Linked DNA regions of Homo sapiens: region 2 is linked to region 1. Evidence: read pairs that join two places in POLR2A ChIA-PET (ENCODE). Cell type or tissue: Caco-2. All regions are shown on one strand. Each heading gives the region's core, and the rest is flanking DNA. Links, peaks and the distances in the headings are about the cores only. Region 1 has its middle 5.3 kb from the start of FANCA. Region 2 has its middle 7.1 kb from the start of DEF8.

Region 1 (8,616 bases), core at 2,111-7,110:
TGGCCTTGGAACCACCGAAGGGATTCAGCCGAAGGGCCGCGTTCCCGGCAGGCGTCTTTATTGTGTTGATTACGTAGATGGCGTAGATGACGTAGATGACGTTCAGCACCACAAACGAAGAGCCGAGGCACAGAGTGGGGCCTTGGATTCATGAGATGGGGATGGAGCAGAAATGAGAATTCGGAGTCCATGAAACCCCCACAAAGACTCCTGCACGGCCCGACTCGGACACTTTGCAATCTGCTGGTTGAGGGGGATGGTGTGAACTCAGGGAACAGCCTGAGATCGCGCCGCTGCACTCCAGCCTGGGCAACAGAGCAAGACCCTGTTTCAAAAACAAAAAATAACACTAAGCAATTAACAGGACTAGACTCAGAGGTGATCGAGAAATTGAAACAGGCTGGAAATTTAAATTAACTGTGATTAATATGTGGAGGTCTCTTGTACGAAAGGTGAACAATATGCATGAGGAGGAAACTCATCAAATTATAAGAAAGGAAGAACGCTGATAACAGGTAATTTTTCTGATGGGGCAGCAGTAGGATCAACACAGCTGAGAAAAATAGGAATTACCCACGTTGGAAAATAAAGAAGAAAAAAAGTTTTTTTTTAAAAAAAGCATCCAAGAACTGTGGGAAAATATCAAATGATATCATATGCATGTAATAGGACTCCCAAAAGAAGAAGAAAGAACAAATCATAAAAAATGTTTGAAGAGAAAATTACCAATAATTTTCCCAAAATAATGAAAGACCTGAGCTCAGAGCACACACAAAACTTGATAAATATGAGCCCCTGCCTGACACATGCAGTGTATTCAAACTGTGGAAATCAGAGAGAAAACCATGAAGATGGCCGGAGGAAAAAGATACGTTAAATACAGTAACAAAGGTAAGAATTCCAGCCTGGGCAATATGGCAAGACCTCGTCTCTACAAAAAATACAAAATTTTTTTTTTGTATTTTTTGTATTGCCCAGTGTGGTGACACGAGCCTGTAGTCCTGTGGGCGGAGAATTACCCAGGTGCCGAGGCAAGAGACCGAAGGCACAAACTATTTCAGTATAATAAAATCGTTACAATAAGAACAGTCATAATACAAATTATGGAGATGATCATGGACAATTATCAATTATTATAAACATTAATCATTAGCTTTTAATATTACTGTTTGTTGCATTACTAATATAACCTAGGAATAACCGGTGGGTATAGGGTCAGGTGCTGAAAGGACATTGTGAGAAGTGAGTGGAAGGCAAGAGGTGAACCTTCTGTCATGCCCGCATAAGGGCCGCTTGAGGGCTCCTTGGTCAAGCGGTAACGCCAGTGTCTGGGAAGGCACCCGTTACTTAGCAGACCATGAAAGGGAGTCTCCTTTGCTTGGAGGAGTCAGGGAACACTCTGCTCCACCAGCTTCTTGTGGGAGGCTGGATGTTATCCAGGCCTGCACGCAGTCATCCGGAGGCCTAAACCCCTCCCTGTGGTGCTTCACTGGTCACGCTCCTTGTCCACTTTCATGTTCCTCCCTTACTTCTGGTTCGTCTTTGAAGTTCGTAGTAGATAGCGGTAGAAGAAATAGTGAAAGTCTTAAAGTCTTTGATCTTTCTTATAAGTGCAGAGAAGAAAATGCTGACGTATGCTGCCTTCTTTCTCTGCTTCACCTACCTGAAAGGGAAGGGCCCCCATCCTGTAATCACGTGACATGCTTCACCTTGTCAATCACTTAGAAGATTCACCTTCCTTACGCTGCCCCCTTGTCATGTATGCAATAGATATCAAAGAGCCTAGCCGTTCGGGGCCGCTACCAGTCTCCGCGTCTTGATGGTAGTGGTCCCCGGGGCCCAGCTGTTTTCTCTTTATTTCTTGGTCTTGTGTCTTTATTTATTACAATCTCTCTTCTCCGTACATGGGGAGAACACCCACTAAGCCCCATAGGGCTGGACCCTACATAGTCCCAGCTACTTGGGAGGCTGAGGTGAGAGGATCACTTGAGCCCAGGAGGCTGAGGCTGCAGGGAGCCACCATCACGCCACTGCACTCCAGCCTGGATGACAGAGTGACACCCTGTCTCAAAAAAAAAAAAAAGGCAGGGGTGCTGGGCACGGTGTCTCACACTTGTAATCCCAGCATTTTGGGGGGCCGAGGCCGGTGGATCACCTGAGGTCAGGAGTTTGAGACTAGCCTGGCCAACATGGTGAAATCTCATCTCTACTAAAAACACAAAAATTGGCCAGGTGTGGTGGCTCATGCCTGTAATCCCAGCACTTTGGGAGGCCAAGGCAGGCAGATCACCTGAGGTCAGGAGTTCAAGACCAGCCTGACGAACATGGAGAAACCCCGTCTCTACTAAAAATACAAAATCAGCCAGGTGTGGTGGTGCATGCCTGTAATCCCAGCTACTCGGGAGGCTGAGGCAGGAGAATCGCCTGAACCCAGGAGGCGAAGGTTGCAGTAAACCAAGATTGCGCCACTGCACTCCAGCCTGGGCAACTAGAGCAAAACTCTTGTCTTGGCCCGGCGCAGTGGCTCACGCCTGTAATCCCAGCACTTTGGGAGGCTGAGGCAGGCGGGTCACCTGAGAGCAGGAGTTCGAGACCAGCTTGGACAACATGGTGAAACCCCATCTCTACCAAAACTACAAAAATTAGCCGGGTGTGGTGGCAGGTGCATGTAATTCCAGCTACTCAGGAGGCTGAGGCGGGAGATTTGCTTGAACCCAGGAGGCGGAGCTTGCAGTGAGCTGAGATCGTGCCACTGCACTCCAGCCTGGGTGACAGAGCGACACTCCGTCTCAAAAAAAAGATAATTTTCTGTCTAGGACAAGTGGGGTGGCTCATGACTGTAATCCCAGCGCTTTGGGAGGCTGAGGTGGGTAGATCACCTGAGGTCAGGAGTTCGAATTTGGCCTGGCCAACATGGTGAAACCACATCTCTACTAAAAATACAAAATTAGCCGGGCGTGGTGACCAGTGCCTGTAATCGCAGCTACTTGGGAGGCTGAGGCTGGAGAATCACTTGAACCCAGGAGATGTAGGTTGCAGTGAGCCGAGATCATGCCAACTACAGCCTGGGCGACAGATTGAGACTCTGTCTCAAAAAAAAAAAAAAAAGCGTATGGTGGCGCGCGCCTGTAATCCCAGCACTTTGGGAGGCCGAGGTGGGCAGATTACCTGAAGTCAGGAGTTTGAGACCAGCGTCCCCAACATGGAGAAACCTGGTCTCTACTAAAAATACAAAAAATGAGCCGGCTGTGGTGGTGGGCACCTGTAATCCCAGCTTCTGGGGAGGCTGAGACAGGAGAATCGCTTCAGCCTGGGAGGCAAACCTTGCAGTGAACTGAGATCATGACACTGCACTCCAGCCTGGGCGACAAGAGCAAAACTCCCTCTCGAAAAGAAAAGAAAAGAAAAGAAAAGTTCATCTGTCCTTTGATCTGGCACATCTTTTATAATGGCCTGTTCTGCCTCTGCCTTGTCACTGAGCAGTGTGGGGAGAATTATGCCCATGAGTTGTGAGGAACTTCTGCATTCTTTTTTTTTTTTTTTTTTAAGATGGAGTCTCACTCTGTTGCCCAGGCTGGACTGCAGTGGCATGATCTTGGCTCACTGCAACCACTGCCTTCCAGGTTCAAGCGATTCTCCCGCCTCAGCCTCCCGAGTAGCTGGGATTACAGGTGCCTGCCACCACGCCTGTCTAATTTTTGTATTTTTAGTAGAGACAGGGTTTTGCCATGTTGGCCAGGCTGGTCTCAAACTCCTGACCTCAGGTGATCCGCCCGCCTCGGCCTCCCAAAGTGCTGGGATTACAGGCGTGCGCCACCGCGCCTGGCCTTTTTTTTTTTTGAGACAGGGTCTCACTCTGCCACTAAGGCTAGAGTGGCGCAATCTCGTCTCACTACAACCTCCGCCTCCGCCTCCCAGGCTCTTGGTCCTCCTACCTCAGCCTCCCAAAGTGCTGGGACGACAGGTGTGAGGCGCCACGTCCAGCCTAGTTCTCTCATCTTACAACGTTCAGGCCCCTGGGCGGGCACTGGAGGTGCTTTCACCATCTGAGACGATGTTTGCTGTCACGTGGGGAGGAGCTTGTCAACCCCATGTTCACACAGGAACTAGTGTCTAAGTGACACATCTCAGCATGTCCCATTCTTGTTTTTTTTTTTTTTGAGGCACAGAGTTTCGCTCTTGTCACCCAGCCTGGAGTGCAATGGCGAGATCATGGCTCACCGCAACCTCCACCTCCCGGGTTCAAGAGATTCTCCTGTCTCAGCTTCCCGAGCAGCTGGGATTATAGCCCTGCGCCACCATGCCTGACTAATTTTGTATTTTTAGTAGAGACAGGGTTTCTCCATGTTGGTCAGGCTGGTCTCAGACTCCCAACCCCCAACCTCAGGTGATCTACCCGCCTCAACCTCCCCAAGTGCTGGGATTACAGGTGTGAGCCACCACGCCCAGCCAGGACCCATTCATTTTTAACCACCTTGCTTTATCTGTTCAAAAGAGAAACAAATTCAGCATGTGTAAATAACTCTGACCACCCTCAATAGGAAGCAGACAGGGCCTTGAGTATTTCTCTCATCTCCTGACTCAGAATCGCAGCGTGTGTCTCTCTTCACCATACCGCACGGGTCCTGCTCGCTGACCCAGCCCGCCTGCTGTCCAGGGCTTCCTCTGTCTCTGCTCTGGGACCTCCCCATGGCCACGCATTCCGCCGCATGGTCTGGATCCCTCGCGGTGTCTGGGTTCAGCCATGCTCAGCCTCTGTGTCGGTCACCAGCCTAGAAACCCTGGAGCACCCCGGGCCGGAACCCTTCCCTCAGATCTGTCGTGAGTTCCCTTTCAGAGATCAAGCCCAGCCTGGCTCAGTCTTGCACCCCTTGGGATCCACGGCCTGTATAGTTACCCTAAAATAAACACAACACAAAACCAGGGCTCTCAAATGTCTGCTTTTCCTCCTGGGCCCCTGAGCTCTGACCCTGCCTGGCTGCACAGACTGTGACAAAGAGAGTATTCAGGGGCCTCGGGGGTGCAGGAGGCCAGGCTGCTCACCAGTACAGTGTGCACATAATCCCTTGGGAGGAGCCAACCTTGTTTTTGAGTCTGAAATGGAATGAGTAAGGCGTGGCCAAAGAAACCTCTGCACTCCACTGGCCCCAGGTGAAGTGGCTCTGCCTGAGTCCAGATGGTGGAGGAGGCCTTTGACCTGAAGTTGACTTTGTGTCTGACTTGCTCTGACTTCTGTCCCAAGGCACTCAGGGTTCTTGCTATGCCACCTTGTACCCTGGGGCCCTGCACTCCTCTCCTGAAATGAAGAACCCTGGAATTCTCTGTGTAATTAGAGCCACAGAACACCTGGGGAACCAGCGCCAACTTACCTTCTCAGCCTCCAGGAACCTACAGTTGAGATCTTCTAGGCTCTGTCTGTAAAGATGCTGAGAGGTATAATTCCTAGAGCTTTTTAATCTGTGGCCAACTGCAGTCATGAGCCACACAGCCCCTCTGAGTGCACTGCCATGGTGTGGAGAAGATTTACAGCCCCTCAAAGGGCTCCGTCTGATATTATTCAAAGCACCAAACACAGAGCATGGGCAAAAGCAAACATGACCAGTGGGTTCCTGATTGATGTCGGCACCTGGAGCCCTTCCCCACCTGCTGTGCTGGTCTTTGTTTCCTTGTGTATCGTTGCTCTGCCTGTAAGAACAGAGGGGCAGGCACCTACCTGGGGTTGCCCTGCTCTTTCCCCAGGCATGAGAAATCAGTGCCTGGTAAATTGGCATGAATGAGCAGCTGGTACCATGAGATAAACATTTTGGGGGTGTTTCTGTTAATGTGATAACTTGATAAAGTGATTGTCCAGCCCCAAGCACTGCTGGATTCATCATCATACTAAATGTCTCTAGTTTGTCCCCAAGCGGAGCAGCCCAGTTACTGATAATTTCCCTCTCCCAGGATTTCCTAATCTACTGGAAATGAAGGACAAGGAGCATGTTTTTAGATGCAGGCAATCCATAACTGTAGAAATGGCCTTGATCTAAAGCAAGCTTGTCCAACCCGCGGCCTGTGGGCTGCATGCGGCCCAGGAAAGCTTTGAATGCAGCCCAACACAAATTCTTAAACTTTCTTAAAACATTGTGAGATTTATGCACAGAGCTATTGTTAGTGTATTTTACGTGTGGCTCAAGACAATTCGTCTTCCAGTGTGGTCCAGGGAAGCCAAAAGATTGGACACCCCTGCTCTAAAGCTTTCCAAGCTGACTTAATGACTGACCTACATCAATCTCTACAGTGCTTCTCGTTGAGTCCCTTTTTCTGTTTGTTTGTTTTTTGAGACAGAGTCTCACTGTGTCACCAGGCTGGAGTGCAGTGGTGTGATCTCGGCTCACTGCAACCTCCGCCTCCTGGATTCAGGCGATTGTCCTGCCTCACCCTCCTGAGTAGCTGGGACTACAGGCATGTGCCACCATGCCCAGCTAATTTTTGTATTTTTATTTTTATTTTTTATTTATTTATTTTTTGAGACAGAGTCTCGCTCTGTCGCCCAGGCTGCAATGCAGTGGCGCAATCTTGGCTCACTGCAAGCTCCACCTCCCAGGTTCACGGCATTCTCCTGCCTCAGCCTCCCGAGTAGCTGGGACTACAGGCACCCCCCCACCACGCCCGGCTAATTTTTTTGTATTTTTAGTAGAGACAGGGTTTCACCGTGCTAGCCAGGATGGTCTCGATCTCCTGACCTCGTGATCTGCCCGCCTCAGCCTCCCAAAGTGCTGGGATTACAGGCGTGAGCCACTGTGCCTGGCCTTTTGTATTTTTAGTAGAGATGGGGTTTCACCGTGTTGGCCAGGATGGCCTTGATCTCCTGACCTTGTGATCTGCCTGCCTCGGCCTCCCAAAGTGCTGGGATTACAGGTGTGAGCCACCATGCCCGGCCATGTTTTATTTCTTTTTATTTTTTTTGAGATGGAGTCTTGCTCTGTTTCCCAGGCTGGAGTGCAGTGGTGCGATCTCGGCTCACTGCGACCTCCGCCTCCTGGGTTCAAGCAATTCTTCTGCCTCAGCCTCCCGAGTAGCTGGGATTATAGGCATGTGCCACCACGCCCTGCTAATTTTTTTTTTTTTAATTATTTTTCTAGTAGAGATGGGGTTTCACCATATTGGCCAGGCTGGTCTGGAACTCCTGACCTCGTGATCTGCCCCCTTGGCCTCCCAAAGTGCTGGGATTACAGGCTTGAGCCACCGTGCCCAGCCCTAACTTTTAAAATTTTTTACTAAAATCTCAGTGTTCTAAGTCCTGCTGGTGAGTCCATAGGGATCCCAGGTAGGATGGTGGATGCCAGTTCAGAGAGGGTCACTGTACCCCACTCACGTGACCTCAAGGGTCACTGTTCAGCCAGGTGAGTCAGCACTAGGTCCTTGCCAGGATGCAGCAGTGGCTGGAGGACTGAGCTCACAAATTACACCCTAAAACCTTGTGGTCGGTAAGGGACACGTGAGGCCCTTTGAGGAAGAGAGAAGGTCCCCTTGTGCCCCAGCCAGCTTCCCATTAGGGTAATTACCATCTTCTGCTCAAATGTCCCCGGCCAGTGCTGCACTGTGGCAGTGATGAGGCTGCACGTCCAAAGAGTGCTCTGGGGTGGTGGCCAGTCGTGGTGAGAGCAATGTCCCCCACCTTGACTTCTGGCAAGAAGCAGTGAGACCTACTCAGTGGGGTGTTGCAAATGGAAGTCTTTTTTTTTTTCTTTTTTTATTTTTGAGATGGAGTCTCGCTCTGTCGCCCAGGCTGGAGTGCAGTGGCGCGATCTCGGCTCACTGCAAGCTCCGCCTCCTGGGTTCACGCCATTCTCCTGCTTTAGCCTCCCCAGTATCTGGAACTACAGGCACCCGACACCACTCCTGGCTAATTTTTTGTGTTTTTTAGTAGAGACGGGTTTCACCATGTTAGCCAGGATAGTCTCAATCTCCTGACCTCTTGATCCATCCGCCTCGGCCTCCCAAAGTGCTGGGATTACAGGAGTGAGCCACCGCGCTCGGCCACAAATGGAAGTCTTTATCCCCGTGCATTCTGAAGGGAGAAACCACCCTGTGTGTGGGACCAAGGATCAGCCTCAGACATCAGCAGAGAACAATTCCCCATCATCACACACCTGGCAGTGTGTGGGCCAGGGACTTTGGTTACCACGAATGTAGAGCGTGCTGCTCCTGTGGAATAAGATGCCTCATGGAAGGTTTTCTGCTGTTGCTCTTCTAAGCCAGAACTTGAAATTCCTAACTTACCCATCGTTGGTACCCATGCTGCGGGTGGCAGGGACAAATCAGGAGGGGAGATCTGCTTGAGTGCCAGGTTTGTGGTACATGGTATTCAGGGCATGGCACCCCATCCCCACCCCGCTCATCTCCAATTTTCCTTCTGCAAAACCCCACTGCGCCTATTAGTCTTTATGCATCTATTTACTAGAGACAGGGTCTCACCGTCACCCAGGCTGGAGTGCAGTGGTGCAATCACAGCGCACTGCAACCTCGACCTCCCAGGCTCAAGTGGTCCTCCTGCCTTACCCTCCCAAGTAGCTGGGACCACCGGCACACACCTCCACACCTGGCTAATGTTTTTAAAGTTTTGTAGCGATA
Region 2 (8,616 bases), core at 970-5,969, 120 kb after region 1:
GGAGTGCAGTGGCGCAATCTCAGCTCACTGCAAGCTCCGCCTCCCGGGTTCACGCCATTCTCCTGCCTCAGCCTCCTGAGTAGCAGGGACTACGGGCGCCCGCCACCATGCCCGGCTAATTTTTTGTATTTTTAGTAGAGATGGGGTTTCACCATGTTAGCCAGGATGGTCTCCATCTCCTGACCTCAGGATCCGCCCACCTTGGCCTCCCAAAGTGCTGGGATTACAGGCGTGAGCCACCGTCACTGATTCTTAAGTGTGCCAGACCCATGTCAATCACAGGCCTGGCATCACTGTCCCATATTCAGTGGGTTCAAGCAAGACCAGAGCCAGTGCAGATGCAGGCAGGGAGGGAAAAGCCCTGTGGTGCGGACTCTGGGGTGTGGTTCCTGGGAGGCTGCCTGAACACAGCCTGGCTTGCACCTGCAACTCCACACATGCGGAGCTGAGCTCCTGACCCCCAGCCCTGCTTCTCCACATCCCTCAGGTTGGTGATGCCAACCACGACACCCCAGGTGCTCAGGGCAAACAGCCGGGGTCACCAGGTATAGGGTCCAGCCCCATAGGGTCGGTGGGTCTCTCCCTGTGTGCGGCGATGACAGAGTGTAGAAATAAAGACACAAGACAAAGAGATAAAAGAAAAGGCAGCTGGGCCCGGGGGACCACCACCAGCAAGACGCGGAGACCGGTAGTGGCCCCGAATGTCTGGCTGCGCTGTTATTTACTGGATACAGAGCAAAAGGGGCAGGGTAAAGAGTGTGAGTCATCTCCAATGACAGGTGAGGTCACGTGGGTCACGTGTCCACTGGACAGGGGGCCCTTCCCTGCCTGGCAGCCAAGGCAGAGAGAGAGAGGGAGAGAGAGAGACAGCTTACACCATTATTTCTGCATATCAAGAGACTTTTATACTTTCACTAATTTGCTACTGCTATCTGGAAGGCAGAGCCAGGTGTACAGGATGGAACATGAAGGTGGACTAGGAGCGTGACCACTGAAGCACAGCATCACAGGGAGATGGTAAGGCCTCCGGATAACTAATGATTAATGATATTCATATATAATCATGTCTATGATCTATATCTAGTATAACTCCTGTTGTTTTATATATTTTATTATACTGGAACAGCTCGTGCCCTCGGTCTCTTGCCTCGGCACCTGGATGGCTTGCCGCCCACAACCAGGGGCTTTTCTTCCCCTCAGGTCCACATCTGCTTTGACAGCAAATCTGGCCAGCTGCACCTTCAGAACACGCCCACAGCCCAGCACCCCTCATGTCTGCTGCTGCCTCGGGTCTTCCTCGTCCCGTCCGTGCGATTGTCTCCTCACTGGGCTCCCACAGCTGCCTGGCCGCTCCTCACATGCAATTTGGCATCTGCTCCCGTGCCACGCTGTCCTTCATATCCTCTTGTTATATATGCCCCGTCCACACCACGTCCCTAATGTTCTAGAACATTGGGGCCCGGGGAATGCCCTCCACTTGAGTGTCCTCCCTGCAGATATCCGACGGCATCACCCTAGGGGACCCTTCCTGGCCCCCCGTGCTCTGAACTCTCCTCCCAGAGCTGCTTTCTGTGCAGCACTCAGCACCCACTTCAGGAGACTGTGCCTTCAGGGGAGGGGTCAACAAAGAGGGTCGAATGGCAGGAATGGGCCTAATTAAGGGGTCCTGGAGCACTGAAGGTGAAGGGGTGGGAGGGCTGGACCCTGGTGAGAACTGGAGCTACAGGAGAGGCCACCCCGGCTGAGCTGAGGTCTCTGAAGGGTAAGAACCCCATCAGAGCAGAGGGAGCCCCGGAGCCAACACCCTGACCTCTCTCTCCTCCGTCCCCCGGCCTCCAGGCACCCTGACTTCTCTCTCCTCCGCCCTCCAGCCTCTTGCTGAGCTCAGCTGGAAGTCAGGGGACGTCCAGGTCAGCCTCCAGGCAGAGAGGAGGGCCAGGAGGCGTGAGAGGTGGGTCTGGGGCCAGTGGAAGGTGAGAACCTGGCCCAGGTCTAATGTGTCATTTAGTCCCCAAGTGTCTCCTCCACGGGGTCAGCTCCACAAGGGACTTCTGTGTTGTTCCCGTTGGACCCCTTAACCTAGAAGAATGCCTGACTCATGGTAGGTAAAGATTTCCGGAAAAAATGGCTTGAATTGTGGTCTTTCATGTAACAACAGACTGGACATGGAGCAGTTCCAGGGTGGGGCTGTGTGTTGGTCTCATCCTTACTGGGTGAGCCCCTTCGTCCGAGAAAACGGCCCCTGCTCCAGTTGTTAGAAAACCGCCTTTACAGGCCAGGTGTGGTGGCTCACACCTGTAATCCCAGCACTTCAGGAGGCCAAGGCAGACAGGTCATGAGGTCAGGAAATGGAGACCATCCTGGCTAACAAGGTGAAACCCCGTAACTACTAAAAATACAAAAAAATTAGCTGGGCGTGGTGGCGGGCGCCTTTAGTCCCAACTACTCGGGAGGCTGAGGCAGAAGAATCACTTGAACCCAGGAGGTGGAGGTTGCAGTGAGCTGAGATCCCGCCACTGCACTACAGCCCGGGTGACAGAGTAAGACTCTGTCTCAAAAAAAAAAAAAATGTGATTGCTATGTAAAATGATTGTGTGCCACAGAGATGACCAGGTTTCTTGTGGATTTCATCTTAACTGTGGCTGTCCTAAGACTTTTGTCATCCACAGATAACTGTTGTCTTGTTTCACCATTTTTTTTTTTGTTTTGAGACGAAGTTTCGCTCTGTTGCCCAGGCTGGAGTGCAGTGGCGCGATCTCGGCTCACTGCAATCTCCGTTCCCTGGGTTCAAGCGATTCTCCTGCCTCAGCCTCCTGAGTAGCTGGGGTTACAGGCATGCGCCACCACACCCAGCTAATTTTTTTGTATTTTTAGTAGAGACGGGAGTTCACCATGTTGGTCAGGCTGGTCTCAAACTCCTGACCTCGTGATCTGCCTGCCTCGGCCTCCCAAAGTGCTGGGATTGCAGGTGTGAGCCACTGTGCCTGGCCACATTACTGATTCTTTTTGTTTTGTTTTTCAGAGTCAAGAAAACCTTTTTTCTTTTGAGCTATTTACAGCTTTTAGCAGTTGAGTAAAGTACACCCCTGTGACCAAAACTTGGTGCATTTTTCTTTCTCTACCTGAGTTCTCCAGATTTTGGAAACTGTCTGTGAGTATTCTTTTTTATTTATTTATTTATTTTTAAAATTTCAGTAGGTTTTAGCTGGTGTTTGGTTACATGAATGAGTTCTTTAGTGGTGTTTTCTGAGATTTTGGTCCATCCATTACCTGAGCAGTATACACTGTATCCAATATGTAGCCTTTATCCCTAACCCTCTCCCACCCTTTCCCCTGAGTTCCCAAACTCCTTCATATCATTATTATTATTGTTATTATTATTATTGAAACAGTGTCTCCCTCTGTCACCCAGGCTGGAGTGCAGTGGCACGATCTCACCTCATTGCAACCTCCACCTCCTGAGTTCAAGCAGTTCTCCTGCCTCAGTCTCCTGGGTAGCTGGGATTACAGGCACACACCACCACACCTGGCTAATTTTTGTGTTTCTTAGTAGAGATGGAGTTTCACCTTGTTGGCCAGGCTGGTCTTGAATTCCTGATCTCAAGTGATCTGCCCGCTGGCTTCCAAAATGCTGGAATTACAGGTGTGAGCCACCATACCTGGCCTATTGGATCATTCTTAAGCCTTTGCATCCTCATAGCTTAGCTCCCATTTATGATTGAGAATATAGGATGTTTGCTTTACCATTAACGTATTCTTTTCTTCTCTTTTTTTTTTTTTTTTTTTTTTTGAGATGGAGTTTTGCTCTTGTTGCCCAGGCTGGAGTGCAATGGCGTGGTCCTGGTCCACTGCAACCTCCACCTCCCGTGTTCAAGCGATTCTCCTGCCTCAGCCTCCTAAGTAGCTGGAATTACAGGCACCTGCCACCACACCCGGCTAGTTTTTGTATTTGTATTTTTATTTAATTTAATTTATTTATTTATTTTGAGACGAGTCTCGCTCTGTCTCCCAGGCTGGAGTGCAGTGGTGCGATCTCGGCTCACTGCAAGCTCCGCCTCCCGGGTTCACGCCATTCTCCTGCCTCAGCCTCCTGAGTAGCTGGGACTACAGGCGCCCACCACCGTGCCCGGCTAATTTTCTGTATTTTTAGTAGAGACGGGGTTTCACCGTGTTAGCCAGGATGGTCTCAATCTCCTGACCTTGTGATCCGCCCGCCTCGGCCTCCCAAAGTGCTGGGATTACAGGCCTGAGCCACCCCGCCGGGCCCACACTAATACTTTCAAATTTGTCTTTTGTTTTTCTGACCTGGACTCAATGAAATTGCTACTAACTTTTTCCCGAGGCCCAGAAAGTTGAGGTTATTCTTTGTAACACAGGTGAGAACATTGTGTCAGACTGCCAGGGGCTTCCTGCTCTGTAACTAAAGATGCTTTGAGTCTAACATCTGGATAGATCGTGTCCAACAATAAACTTCGTTTTTCTTCTGTTTTCATAGAAATACCTCTTATTAAAAATCTGTTCACCTTCCTCATATACATAAGTTTAGCCCATCTGCAACCTCCTGTTATGGGAAATAGCTGTTTAACGGAACTGATCTTGTCTCAGGACCAGGAAATCACTACAAAGATATGTGACAGTGTATCTAAATTTGTTCTTTCCTGTCTATCCCAATGTGTCTTTTTTTTTTTTTTTTTTGAGACAGAGTCTTGCTGTTGTCTCCCAGGCTGAAGTGCAGCGATCTCAGCTCACTGCAACCTCCGCCTCCCGTGTTGAAGCGATTCTCCTGCCTCAGCCTCCTGAGTAGCTGGGATTACAGGCATGCTCCACCACACCCAGATAATTTTTGTATTTTTAGTAGAGATGAGGTTTCACCATGTTGGTCAGGGTGGTCTCGAACTCCTGCCCTCGTGATCCGCCCACTTCGGCCCCCCAAAGTGTGGGATTACAGGTGTGAGCCACTGCGCCCGGCCCAGAGGGATCTTTTGAAAACAAAATTATACCACTTCTCTGCTCACAATCCTTCAATGGAGAGACCGACCACACCAAGTGCTGGTGTGGACACTGAGGTACCGCCGGAGCACTCACACCTCCCAGCAGGAACATGGAAAGGCACAACCGCCATGGGAGAAAGCTTCATGCGTCCTAGGGAGTAAAAACACTGCACGTAACCCAGCCGTTCGGTTGCTAAATATTGTCCCGGAGAATGAAAGCATTATCTCCACACAGTGATGCACACGCAAATGTTTATAGTAGCTTTATTCATAATAGCAAACACTGGAAACAGCCCAGACGTTCATCAACAGGTGGATGGATAGACAGTGTGGTCATCCATGCATACTCAGGAATAAGAGGGGTAACCCACAGACATGTGCTGCCACATAGATATGTCTCAGAATAAGTATTTTTAGTGAAAAAAGCTATAGATGAAAAAGGCCTACATACGATGTGATTCCACCTGTATACAATTAGAGAAATGCACCTTATTGACAGAAAGCAGCTCGGTGGTGTCTGGGGACAGAGCTGGGTTGCAGCAGGTTGCAAAGGGCACAGGAAATATTTGAGGATAATGGATAGCTTTTTATTCTTTTTTACGAATTGTGATTTATTTATTCTTTTTCACTTTTGTGGATACATTTATGGAGTACATGAGATATTTTGATACAGGCATGCAGTGTGTAATAATCACATCTGGTTAAATGAGGTATCCATCACCTCAAACATTTAGCCTTTCTTTGTATTACGGTCCAGTTATACTTCTTTAGTTATTTAAAAATATATAATAAACTATTGTAGACTATAGTCACTCTGTTGTACTACCAACTATTAGATTTTATTCATTCTATCTAACTATATTTTTGCATTCATTAACCATCCCCACATCTCCCTCCACCTTTCCCAGCCTCGGGAAACTATCCATGAGTTTAACTCTATGCCCATGAGTTTAATTGTTTTAATTTTCTTTTTTTTTTTTTTTTTGTTTTAGATGGAGTCTTACTCTGTCGCCCAGGCTGGAGTGCAGTGGCATGATCTCGGCTCACTGCAACCTCTGTCTCCCAGGTTCAAGCAATTCTCCTGCCTCAGCCCCCTGAGTACCTGGCTAATTTTTGTATTTTTAGTAGAGACAGGGTTTCACTATGTTGGCCAAGCTGGTCTTGAACTCCTGACCTCGTGATCCCCCCGCCTTGGCCTCCCAAAATACTGGAATTACAGGCGTGAGCCACCACGCCCAGCCAATTTTTTTTTTTTTTTTTTTGAGAAGGACTCTTGCTATTTCTCCCAGGTTAGGTGGAGAGCAGTGGCGCCATCTCGGCTCACTGCAACCTCCGCCTCCCGGGTTCACGCCATTCTCCTGCCTCAGCCTCCCGTGTAGCTGGGACTACAGGTGCCCGCCACCATGCCCAGCTAATTTTTTGTATTTTTAGTAGAGATGGGGTTTCACCGTGTTAACCAGGATAGTCTCGATCCACCAGCCTCGGCCTCCCAAAGTGCTGGGATTACAGGCGTGAGCCACTGCGCCCGGCCCCGGCCAATTGTTTTAATTTTCTTTTAGCCTCCACAAATAAATGAAAACATGCAAAGTTCGTCTTTCTGTGCCTGGCTTATTTCACTTAACATAATGACTTCCAGTTCCATCCACGTTGTTGCAAATGACAGGATCTCATTCTTTTTTACGGCTGAATGGTACTCCGTTGTGTAAAGTACCACATTTTCTTTATCCATTCATCTGTTGATGGAGGATAGGGTTACTGTCTGCTTCCTTCTTGGTGCTCATCACATCTCTGCTCATGGTCATAGTTTCTCAGGTGTATACATGTGTCAAAATCTATCCAGTTCTACCCTTAAACATGTGCGGTTTATTGTATGTTGATTATATCTCAACAAAGCTGTTAAGAGACGAAGCGTGGTGGCTCATGCCTGTAATCCCAGCACGTTGGGAAGTTGAAGCTGGTGGATTGCCTGAGCTCAGGGGTTTGAGACCAGCCTGGGCACCAAGAGAAAATTCCATCTCTACTAAAAATACAAAAATAAGGGGTTGGGTGCGGTGGCTCATGCCTGTAATCCCAGCACTTTGGGAGGCCGAGGAAGGTGGATCATGAGGTCAAGAAATTGAGACCATCCTGGCCAACATGGTGAAACCCCGTCTCTACTAAAAATACAAAAATTAGCTGGGTGTGGTGGCACATGCCTGTAGTCCCAGCTACTTGGGAGGCTGAGGCAGAAGAATTGCTTGAACCCGGAAGGCGGAGGTTGCAGTGAGCCGAGATCGCACCTCTACACTCCAGCCTGGTGAAAGAGCGAGACTCCGTCCCCCACCTGTCCCCACAAAAAAATTAGGAAGGTGTGGTGGCGTGTGTGTGTAGCCCCGGCTACTAGGGAGGCTGAGGCAGGAGGATCCCTTGAGTCCAAGAGGTTGAGGCTGCAGTGAGCCGAGATTGTGCCACTGCACTCCAGCCTGGGCGACAGAGTGAGACCCTGTTTAAAAAAAAAAAAATGCTGAAAGAAATTTCCAATGGCTTCCATCTTACCACAAATCAAAGCCAATGTGTTTACCATTAGCTCATAGCCTCCCGTCTCTGGTCCTCTCCCCTCACTTTACCTCATACTAAACTCCAGCCACATGGACCTGCTTCCAGTTCCTCATTCATAGGAGGCTCTTTCGGTTCCTCAAGGACCTTGCACTCATGGTTTCTACCTGGATGCCCCTCCCACTCTTCAGTGGTTCTCTCCTTCTGACCCCTGAGTCTTGGCTCAAGCATCTTCCTCCCCTGATCTCAGTCACCGTCTCGTCAAACTGTTTATTTCCTTGTGCTCATCACATCTCTGATTAGTTTGCATCTTTGCTTGTCTGGTTCCTTGAGTGATGGGACCTTGTCTGTTTTCTCACCACAGTGTCCTAGTGCTTTGAGCAGAGCATGGCATATAGTTGGTGCTCAATAAATTTGTTTGTGGTGGCTCATGCCTGAAATCCTAGAATTTTGGGAGGCTGAGGTGGGCAGATCACTTGAGCTCAGGAGTTGGAGACCAGCCTGGGCAACATGGCAAGACCCTGTCTCTATAAAAAATACAAAAATTAGCTGGGCATGGTGGTGCATGCCTGTGGTCCCAGGTACTTGGCCTGAGGCGGGAGGATCATTTGAGCCCAGGAGATGGAGGCCAGTCTGGGCAACCCCATCTGAAAGAAAAGAAAACAAAATAGTAAATGTTCTAAACCAGTATATAAATTATCTGTAACTGCAGATTCTCCCAGGACTCTGGGAGGCTAAGCCTGGGTGATCACTTGAACCCAGCCATTCGGGGCTGCAGGGAGCTGTGCTCATGCCGCTGTGCTTTAGCCAGACTGAGATCTTGTCTCTTAATAAAAAATAAGAATAAAATGGGGCCGGGCGTGGTAGCTCACGCCTGCAATCCCAGCACTCTGTGAGGCTGAGGTGGGTGGATCACTTGAGTCCAGGATTCCAAGACCACCCTGGGCAATGTGGCAAATGTCTCTACAAAAAACACAAACAAAATTAGCCAGGTGGCGGCGCTTGCCTGTGATCCTGGCTACTCAGGAGGCTGAACTGGTAGAACCACTTGAGCCTGGGAGGTGGAGGTTGCAGTGAGGTGAGACTGAGC

Evidence for each region. Peaks named below come from ENCODE experiments on the same cell type or tissue, not always from the same donor. Only the 100,000 strongest peaks of a DNase experiment are listed, where the experiment ranks them.
Region 2: POLR2A ChIA-PET joins it to region 1 with 15 read pairs; 2 of 35 experiments call an interaction of 5 or more read pairs at or near these places.

Annotation. Positions count from the first base shown.
Region 1 is chr16:89,817,648-89,826,263 of GRCh38, forward strand. No RefSeq gene overlaps it. Among named protein-coding and RNA genes, the nearest start is that of FANCA, 5.3 kb to the left of the region's middle. RefSeq lists an enhancer at 4,546-4,715. In Caco-2, for the core only: no CTCF peak of the experiment used is centred there; DNase peaks (open chromatin) are centred at 4,714 and 5,104.
Region 2 is chr16:89,937,324-89,945,939 of GRCh38, forward strand. No RefSeq gene overlaps it. Among named protein-coding and RNA genes, the nearest start is that of DEF8, 7.1 kb to the right of the region's middle. RefSeq lists an enhancer at 7,501-7,550. In Caco-2, for the core only: no CTCF peak of the experiment used is centred there; no DNase peak of the experiment used is centred there.